2 separate regions of the Homo sapiens genome follow, and region 1 is linked to region 2. Evidence: chromatin loops called from intact Hi-C (ENCODE). Cell type or tissue: HCT116. All regions are shown on one strand. Each heading gives the region's core, and the rest is flanking DNA. Links, peaks and the distances in the headings are about the cores only. Region 1 overlaps LOC100507513 (a long non-coding RNA gene). Region 2 overlaps RNASE4 (ribonuclease A family member 4).

Region 1 (4,395 bases), core at 282-4,281, 180 kb after region 2:
CCTGTCTGGGGAAGCAGATCTGTGTGGCTCAAGAGGTGGACCTGGCCAGGCACGGTGGCTCACACCTGTAATCCCAGCACTTTGGGAGGCTGAGGAGGGCAGATCACCTGAGGTAAGGAATTCAAGACCAGCCTGGCCAACATGGTGAAACCCTGTCTCTACTAAAAATACAAAAATTAGCTGGGTGTGGTGGCGCATGCCTGTAATCCCAGCTACTCAGGAGGCTGAGGAAGGAGAGTTGCTTGAACCCAGGAACCGAAGGTTGCAGTGAACCGAGATTGTGCCACTGCACTCCAGCCTGGGTGACTGAGTGAGACTCAATCTCAAAAAAAAAGACGGACCCATTCTAAAAAAGTTTCTACATGAGTTTATAAGTACTCGCTTCTGCATGTCTGAAAAAATCTCTGTCTAATAAGAGAGACACACCTCAAAAGTTTTATCAATAAAAAAGGTACAAAAAAGTCAGAATAAAAATAGGACATAAAATCAATGCTATAAATATTAAACAGATTATGAATAACTTTGTGCTAATATATTTGGGAACTTTAGACGAAATGGATAAATTCCTACGTGGGAAAAAACAATCTACCAAAGCTTTCTCAAGAAGAAATGGAAAAGTTAGCATCTCTTTAACCATTAAGGAAATTGAAACAGAAGTTTAAAATAGTTTGAGGCTAAGCCTGGTGGTGTGTACCTGTAGACCCAGCTACTCTGGAGGCTGAGGCAGCAGGATTATTCGAGATCAGGAGTTCAAGCCCAGGAGTTTGAGGCACCTGAGACCGAGTGTTCAAGGATCAGTTGAGACCAGTAATTCGAGGTATGCTCTGTGATTGCACCTGTGAATAGCCACTGCACACTAGCCTGGGCAACATAGGAAGACCCATCTCCAAAAAAAAAAAAAAAGGAAAAGAAAAAAGAAAAAGCAGTCTCAAAGAAAATAAGAAAATATCAGGACCAAACAGCCTTACATGTGAGTTCTACCAAGTATTAAAATAACATATAATTCCAGTTACAAAATAAAGAAGGACTACTCCCCAATTCATTTCTGGAAGCTAACATATAACCTAGATACCAAAATTAAACAAGGCAATACAAAAAATTACAGACCAATCTCATTCGTGAACATAAATGCAAAAAAAATTTAACAAAATATTAGCAAATTAAATTTAGTCATATATAAAAAAGATTATATCACATAACCAAAATGGGTTTATCCCAGGAATACAAGGTTGGTTTAGTATTCTAAAATCAACTAATCTAATTCACCCCATTAACTGATTAAAGAAATATGCTGTATAATCCCATCATTCAACGAAATTCCCAATCCATTCAAGAGACATAAACAGGAGCAGAAGGGAAGAAACTTTTCTAATCTAAAAATGGGCATCTACAAAAGATCCACAGCAACAACCAGACCTACCAAAATGGCCCCTTAAAGATTTCTTGAAGGCACTTTTATAGCGAGCATTAGGCTAAGTGCTGAATGTCAAGAACAAAGGCAAAACAGCTATACCTCCTGGCATCGGGGGAAGGAATGAAAGTAATAGTATCCAGTTTTGTCACTGGATTATTCCAAAAGGGTAAAATCCTCACGCAACTCTGTTCCACAGGCACCGGGCTAGTCAGTTAATGGACGGCTGCCCTAGAGTCAAGTGCCCTCCTTTGCTTCAAAACCTTGTCACCATTCTGCTGGAGTCACAGGGTAGAGAATATGAACACCTTTGGATGCTTCCTCTCGTGGATAAAATAACCTCCTTCAGAAGGGGATCGGTGATGTAATGGATTCCATGAAAGAAATAAACTCTTCTCCAGCGCAGCTGAACTGTAAAGCTCATAACACAAGTAGGTCCTCAGTGCATATTCACTTCCTTTCCTTCTTACCTGAGGTGCTGCAGTGTGAATCTGAAGGTGGCAGGTTCAACGTTAAAGTGCTGCAGTGTATGAAAGTTATGGTAGACTCAGAAATCTGTTCTTCAACAGTTAGACTGTATTTATGCTGGCTGGATTTTGTTTATTCACCTATTATCGTCTACCCGTGTCAGCAACCAAGAAACCTGCAGCCTGTCTCAAAGGAAACCAAGAAAGAAGTTTTGGACTCTTGTGCAGGAAGCTTGTGGCGCGGCGCCCCCTGCCGACCAATACGACGGCCACGGGAACTGGGAGACCACGAAGGCTCTGGGCCTGCGGAGTTGCCCAAGCTCCTCCGGCTTCTCCGGAAACGGCTTTTTCCGGTGACACCCCTGGAGCCACAGTGATTTGTTTCCCTAAAGGAAGCGGTTTCCCGCCAGGGTATCGTCCCTAATACCCTCCGAAGGAGCCCATTGAGGAGAAAGGCATAGAATGTCCCGCAGAAGGCAGAAGGACCCTATGATCCAGGAAACCTAGGGCCAGCCATCAGGAGGTTTTATGAGAGCAGCTGGTGGGAAGATCAGCCCCAGGAGAAGGGGATTGTCTAGCAGCTTGGTTGGAGCAAGTCTTTTCCCGAGTATTATTTCCGTAATTCAGGCTCCCTCCCACCAACCCTCCACTGCAGCCTTATCCTCCACCAAAAGCCCTGACACTGTGGCAGGGGTAGGGCACATGGGGTTGGTGGGGAACAGGCTGTAAGAAAGACGCAGGAGCCTGCGTGCAAAGGACGAAGCATTTACAAAGAAGACCTTGACAGTGCTGCACAGATTTGAAGGCGTAGGGTGCAAGTCATTCAGGTGCCGTTGTCAGGAGGAACCTAGCCATCCAGGTGAACAGATGCCCCCTTCTTGCAGCCCACTCGCATGGGCCTGGTGGACTCCTTCTTATTTTTGGTAGTGGCAGTGAAGAGGTCGGGTCCCTGTGCTGGCAAAGCAGTCAGTGACATTGACATCATGAGTACTGTTGTGGCAGCTGCACATGGAGGGGCTGTTGGTACAGGGCAGTGGTGGAGTTCTGCAGAAATCTGCTATGGTGGTCAGATTCTATGAATGAATGTGTGGATCTGCTCGCATTTACCCCTATAGATCAGCCAACGGCACCTCATCATCACATCACAGTATCGGTGGTGTCCTCTAGGGACCCACGACCTGGGGTTGTCTAAATGTCGTGTTGAGAAGGGCAGGGCTGGAATGAAGACAGTTACGTCCAAAAGGAGGAAAAGGAGGAGGGTCCACATCAGATTCATGTTTCCTGTGAAAGCATTTCAAAGAAGAGCAGAGTCAAAAGAACAAGCCACGGTCCCTTGTCCTGTTCCTAAGAAGTCTTGGCCCTATACTTAATGTTCCCAGTTCTCCCCTCCTGCCTTTTCTACACTTATTCTTTGTGTACTCTTGGCAACAAGTGTTCTCACATCCTTTTTCCACCTCCTTGTCAATAACGGAGATGACTACCGCCCTCTCAACCCTTTATGGGATTGTCCTATGTACAAGGTTATTTCCAAACCCCAAAGTGATTCTTGCTCCTTACCTAAGCAGACCAGTTAAACTAAAAACTTTCATCTCTGAGGTGTTTGCATCTATCAGTCCATCTGCTGCTCACCCATAGCCTGTGAGGTGAGGCAGGTATCATTGCCAACCCCTTTTTAGAGTGACCTAACTCAGAAGAGAATTGACAGATCCATATGACCTGCATCTTAGAAAATATTTTCACTTCCTTAAATACAAATGTCTGTTTAAACGCTGTTTTTAAAAATGTGAGCATTTCAATTCTAAGGGAGTAGAGTTTATGTTTCCCCCACATATTTCTCTGCCTCAAAATAAAGATTCCCAACTCTTCCATGTATAGAGCCCATCTTCCAGAAATGTTCTAATTCTTGGTGATCAGGGATTCTGGGTGACTGTGTGTGAGCCTTCTGTCTCTAGGTCTAATATCTGACTCTTTTTTTACATACCTGGTAGTTCCAAGAAAGGGTTTTCTGCAGAGCAGATGACATCCACAGAGATGGATATATCCCTCTCAGAGGTTGATACTCCTAGTAGAAATGGAATCCCCGTTGCCTCTCTCCTTCCTCTAATCTTGTAGAAATTTCATTGTGGATATTTTCTTCCCAGAGGTTAGGGTGCAGGCCGTATGGAAAACTCTCAGGCCTGTCAATGATCTTAAACAGATTGCCAGGTATTACTAATTTTATGCTTACTATTTCACACCTAAAATGTTCACCAGCATCACACAGAGTGCCTATGACATCACTGCAAATATGCAGAAACTTGGGGTTTAGTGTCTATCATAAGCTTGCTACTGGAGCTTGGCAAATCACCTTATCCTTCTACTCCTCATCACTAAAGTGAAGATTATAGACAAAAGATCTCTTTCAGCTCTCACATTCTGTATTTTTTTTATACATTACTGTGTGGGTTCATGTGTGATTTTGTATATGTGCATATTGGTATACACATGTTCAAGTAAGGAGAAATAATTAGTTTGCAA
Region 2 (4,395 bases), core at 266-4,265:
AAGACCATCCTGGACAACATGGTGAAACCTTGTCTCTACTAAAAATGTGAAAATTAGCTGGGCGTGGTGGCACACACCTATAGTCCCAGCTACTCGGGAGGCTGAGGCAGGAGAATCGCTTGAACCTAGGAGGCGGAGGTTGCACTGAGCCGAGATCACGCCACTGCACTCCAGCCTGGGCGACAGAGCGAGACTCCATCTCAAAAAAAAAAAAAAAAGAAAGATCCCAGTTTATCCCAGTTTATCCCTTATTCTTCCTCAATTCTCAAGATTTGTTTTTAAGTTAACATAACTTAGGTTAACACACTCTTTGTAAAATACACTGTTCAATCTACAGACTCAGTGGTTAGCTTCCTGTTAACTAATTTCTGTTGACAGGTACTTGGATATTTTATTTAGAAAGTGGTTGCCAATAAATTAGTTATAAGTCGCCAGTTTCACTGCCTTGTGAACACATAATTATTGTGGTCTCAGTATTCCCTATGGTGGCTTCTCCTGCTCCTGGTATTGCCCTGAAATGGGCCAAAAGCCGTGGCTCCCCAATACTCAGGTTATAGAACATTGTCCAGGTACCACCTAGGAGAGCCCAGCCTCACTGAAAGTATTCAAATTTAGGAATGGGTTTGAGAAGTAGGTAGCTGGTATGTGCTTAGCACAAGAATCTCTCTTCCTTGGGTTAGTCTGTTTCAAAACTGAAAACACTGTCATTCCTTAAGAAAATAGGAAAAAGTATTCCAAACCTCTGTCACTAGAAAATTTGCCATATTACCAAATCTCAAAAACCTCTCAGGAAATGAGAAAGTCCCAGTTTCTGGTAAACTATTTGGGCCCTTTTCTCAAGTTCTCCAACCAGTGCTATTTCCTTGAGGTGAGGCAAAGTTACTCAAGATCATCGCTGCCACTCAAGGCCTTGATAGGGCAAGTGAAAGGCATGGACCATTATTATATTGATCACAGCATAAGCTGTGAAAACCCACATCTTCTCCAAACATCTGCTTGGAGCATTATCATCGCATAGTTTGCTCTGGTGTTCAGGGAAATCGCTGTTTCATAGGAAATCACATGGCAGTGGGATGGGAGTGTTTCCTGACCTGCCGATGGTACTGGCACCTGAGCAAGCATTCCTAGTCCTTTTTGGTCTGGGCCTCTTGTTCTATCACAACCACAAGCTGTTTAAAATAAAACGTCAAGTCACAGGCAGGTCATTTTATCCTGCGTGAATCAATTGAAGAATTGAAGTCCTGGTCAGCTGTGATTGTTGGCTTTGCAAGGAAAAAGAAGGAACACTCCAAAATGCTAAATGCTTTGAAGAATAGTGACATGCAAGGAAGAAAATTCCATGCAATTTGGAGAAGAAACATTTTTCTAGGAATCTAGTAGCTGAGATATTTTATAGTTTAAAAACAGACTTCCAATATCTTGAGAATACAGTTAGCTCTACGAAATAAAGAGGAGTCAATAATATATGCAACTCTGTAGTCATTCATTATTTTATCCAGATTGACAGAAGCAGAGGAAACCAAGAAAAATGGAAGTGGTAAAAAAAAAAAAATGCAGTAATTGCCAATATTTACTGAGCATTTACCCTGTGCTAGGCCTTGTTATAGGCGCTTAGATTGATTTTCTTTTCATAACATCCCTAAGAGGTAGGTATTACATGCTCATTTTGCTTATGAGGAAATCTGCTGAGAGAGATTAAGTAATTTTCTCATGGTCACAGCCTCAGTCTTTTAGACCACGGTGTCAAAAGAAGTTCTTACTGTGAGTCAGGGTGGTGCAGTGGAGAAAGCGTTTGGGGAAAATCCTGACCCAAAAGTGTGCGTTGGGATGATGTGGAGATCATTCAATTTTCTCTTGTAGCTACAGCTTTGAGATGCACCCATTGGTATCCACACTGGCCTGCTGTCCTCAAATATTTCTCTATGTCTTGTTTACTTGAGTAGTGCAGAAAAGCTGACGTCCTGGGTCTGCTCTCGCATGCATAGGTGAGGTTTTCTCTGTAGCTAGTCATCTTGCTAAACCATATTTTTGGTCACAAAGAATCAGGATGAGAGAAAGTAGATAAAACCATGGAAACTCGAGGTGCCACCGGAAGAGCAAACCAAAGTATATTGATCTGCTGAAGCTATAATCCAAGTACTAAGTATACCTTCAGAAGTTGTATGCATTGTTCTTGGGGCAAAAAGGAAATCAAACATCTGCCCTTCCTCCCACAACCTCTTTACTTCCCTCTCTTCCTAACACTGTATCTCACATCTACAGCTGCAGGCACACAGATATGACATACAGCTTGATATCTTTATGTGCAAAGGCAAAAGATGGCTATGGATATAGGAGGTGGCATTTAAAAGAACAATATCCATGTTTGATACTGCTTTCATTATCAATAATGAAAAGGTAGCCTTTCAGCAGAACAAAGTAAGGTACAGGTCGTTTGGAAGCCATTTCAGTCATTCACACAGTGTGATCCACCATTACGAAGCAGAATTTGAAATCAAAAGACAATAGTACCCATATACATCAAACTAGGAGTTCAACTGGGGTCAGTCCTTGGACTGCACATACAGAGTTGGGCTGCCTGACTCTCAAAACATTGCCCTTGCTAATTTGCGTTGCTCACTTCCTATTGAATCAGGGATGATTTTTCTTTGCTGTAGTGAATCAGCCCTGCTACACTGCAAGAATCAAGCCGATTCACAATTCACATCAATTCCAGGAGTGACGGCCAGATGGCAGCATCTGGCTAGTCAGTTGGTGAGTGAGTCCACCTCCAGTCTTGATTAAACTCTGCTGCTGGGAAGTAGCAATTCTGAGCATAAATGTCTTTGATATCCTGAATATTTTGGGTGTGGGATGAGAGAGGCAGTAGATAGTGGAAAGAGCACAGGGTGTAGACTAAGATAGGCCTGGATTCCTTTCTTTAATCTGTCAATGAAAGCAATGAATGTTCTGAAACTACATGGCAATGCTTTTTTTGTTGCCACTCTGGCTTTTTTTTTTAATGCTATAAAATATATGCCTATTTTTCACTGCCAAGAGGTGACAACACAATGATGCTGCAACCAGAGAAGACAGACAGCTACCAACAACTATTGACAAGACAGAAGGAACATCAAGAATAGATGCAAGACAAAGCAATGTATCTCCATGGCCTAGATTTTTTAGGTTATGCATAGAAACAGCAAGGAGAAGAAGACACAATCCAAGTTTTCTTTTGAGAATATTGTGCTGTTTAAATTTATTTTTTAAACATTTCTTAGCTTTTCTTATTAGTCAATTTCATAAGCCTGGGAAACATCTTTACTCTATCCATTTAATTGCATTTGTTCATTAGCTTACTCATTTCACTTATTAGTTCATTCAAACAGTAGCTATTATCAACTGTCTTCTAAGAACTGTAACTGGGTATTCTGGTTTTGCTTTTTTTTAAAAAATAGAATTAAAAGGATTTCCAAAAGGACCTGATTTTACATTAGAATTAGAATAATACATTTTAAATTAATGTATAACATATATTATTCTAGAATTAGAATAGATTTTAAATCACATTAGAATAATAGCCACATGACAAAAAAGAAAAGAAAAATAATAAAATTAATGACAAAGAAAAACAATAGTCATGTGAGAGGAAAGGCAAAGCCTAAATATTCCTCTGTCCTCTTCCTCCACCTAGATTCCCAGATGTAAGGTATTAAAAGTAGTTTGTAAACTTTCTGTGACGTATGCTGAGTCTATCCAAACTGTCGGGAATTGGAGCCTCCCGGGAACCAAACACTCCCCAAAGATCATACACCTACGGAGTTCCCCCAAGAGACACACAACTGCAGTTTCATGTAGGTTCACCTTTTCTCTCTTTTTATACTCTGTCCACACAAACCTGGCAGCCACGCAGTCAGTCCCTGCCCTGTGTCATTGTACTGGCCACAGCAACTTCTCTCTGTAAATGAGAAAGGTCTTGCTTTCAGAAAAGATCATGTTTGCAAACTACTCACTCTTGAGGAAGAAGGGTGGGAAAAGTAGCAGAGATGAGTGGGGAGATGGTGCATATAAGAAGGAGGAAAGAGGAGACTATGGAGTCAGGATGCCGGCTTGCTATTCTCAACACCTTTTTCCAGTGCCCAGTTCTTACCTTATTTCTCCTGCCCCTTGCTTTCTTTTCTAGGCACCTCTAAGATACTGATGGCTCTGCAGAGGACCCATTCATTGCTTCTGCTTTTGCTGCTGACCCTGCTGGGGCTGGGGCTGGTCCAGCCCTCCTATGGCCAGGATGGCATGTACCAGCGATTCCTGCGGCAACACGTGCACCCTGAGGAGACAGGTGGCAGTGATCGCTACTGCAACTTGATGATGCAAAGACGGAAGATGACTTTGTATCACTGCAAGCGCTTCAACACC

Evidence for each region. Peaks named below come from ENCODE experiments on the same cell type or tissue, not always from the same donor. Only the 100,000 strongest peaks of a DNase experiment are listed, where the experiment ranks them.
Region 1: it touches region 2 in a loop (7-fold over the local background); 34 of 110 quality-filtered maps call a loop at or near these places.

The regions. Positions count from the first base shown.
Region 1 is chr14:20,871,678-20,876,072 of GRCh38, forward strand. It overlaps LOC100507513 (a long non-coding RNA gene), which reads right to left. Exons shown (of 4, transcript XR_110261.4): 2 at 3,860-4,066; 3 at 1,882-3,159. Among named protein-coding and RNA genes, the nearest start is that of RNASE3, 18 kb to the right of the region's middle. RefSeq lists enhancers at 2,115-2,214, 2,325-2,374. In HCT116, for the core only: a CTCF peak has its summit at 2,132 (motif pointing left); a DNase peak (open chromatin) is centred at 2,184; H3K4me3 peaks cover 1,384 bases; H3K27ac peaks cover 485 bases.
Region 2 is chr14:20,695,193-20,699,587 of GRCh38, forward strand. It overlaps RNASE4 (ribonuclease A family member 4), which reads left to right. Exons shown (of 2, transcript NM_002937.5): 2 at 4,163-4,395. The coding sequence starts at 4,180. It overlaps EGILA (EGFR interacting lncRNA), which reads right to left. Exons shown (of 4, transcript NR_174964.1): 2 at 4,130-4,306; 3 at 3,844-3,937. Among named protein-coding and RNA genes, the nearest start is that of ANG, 8.6 kb to the left of the region's middle. In HCT116, for the core only: a CTCF peak has its summit at 2,728; a DNase peak (open chromatin) is centred at 2,719.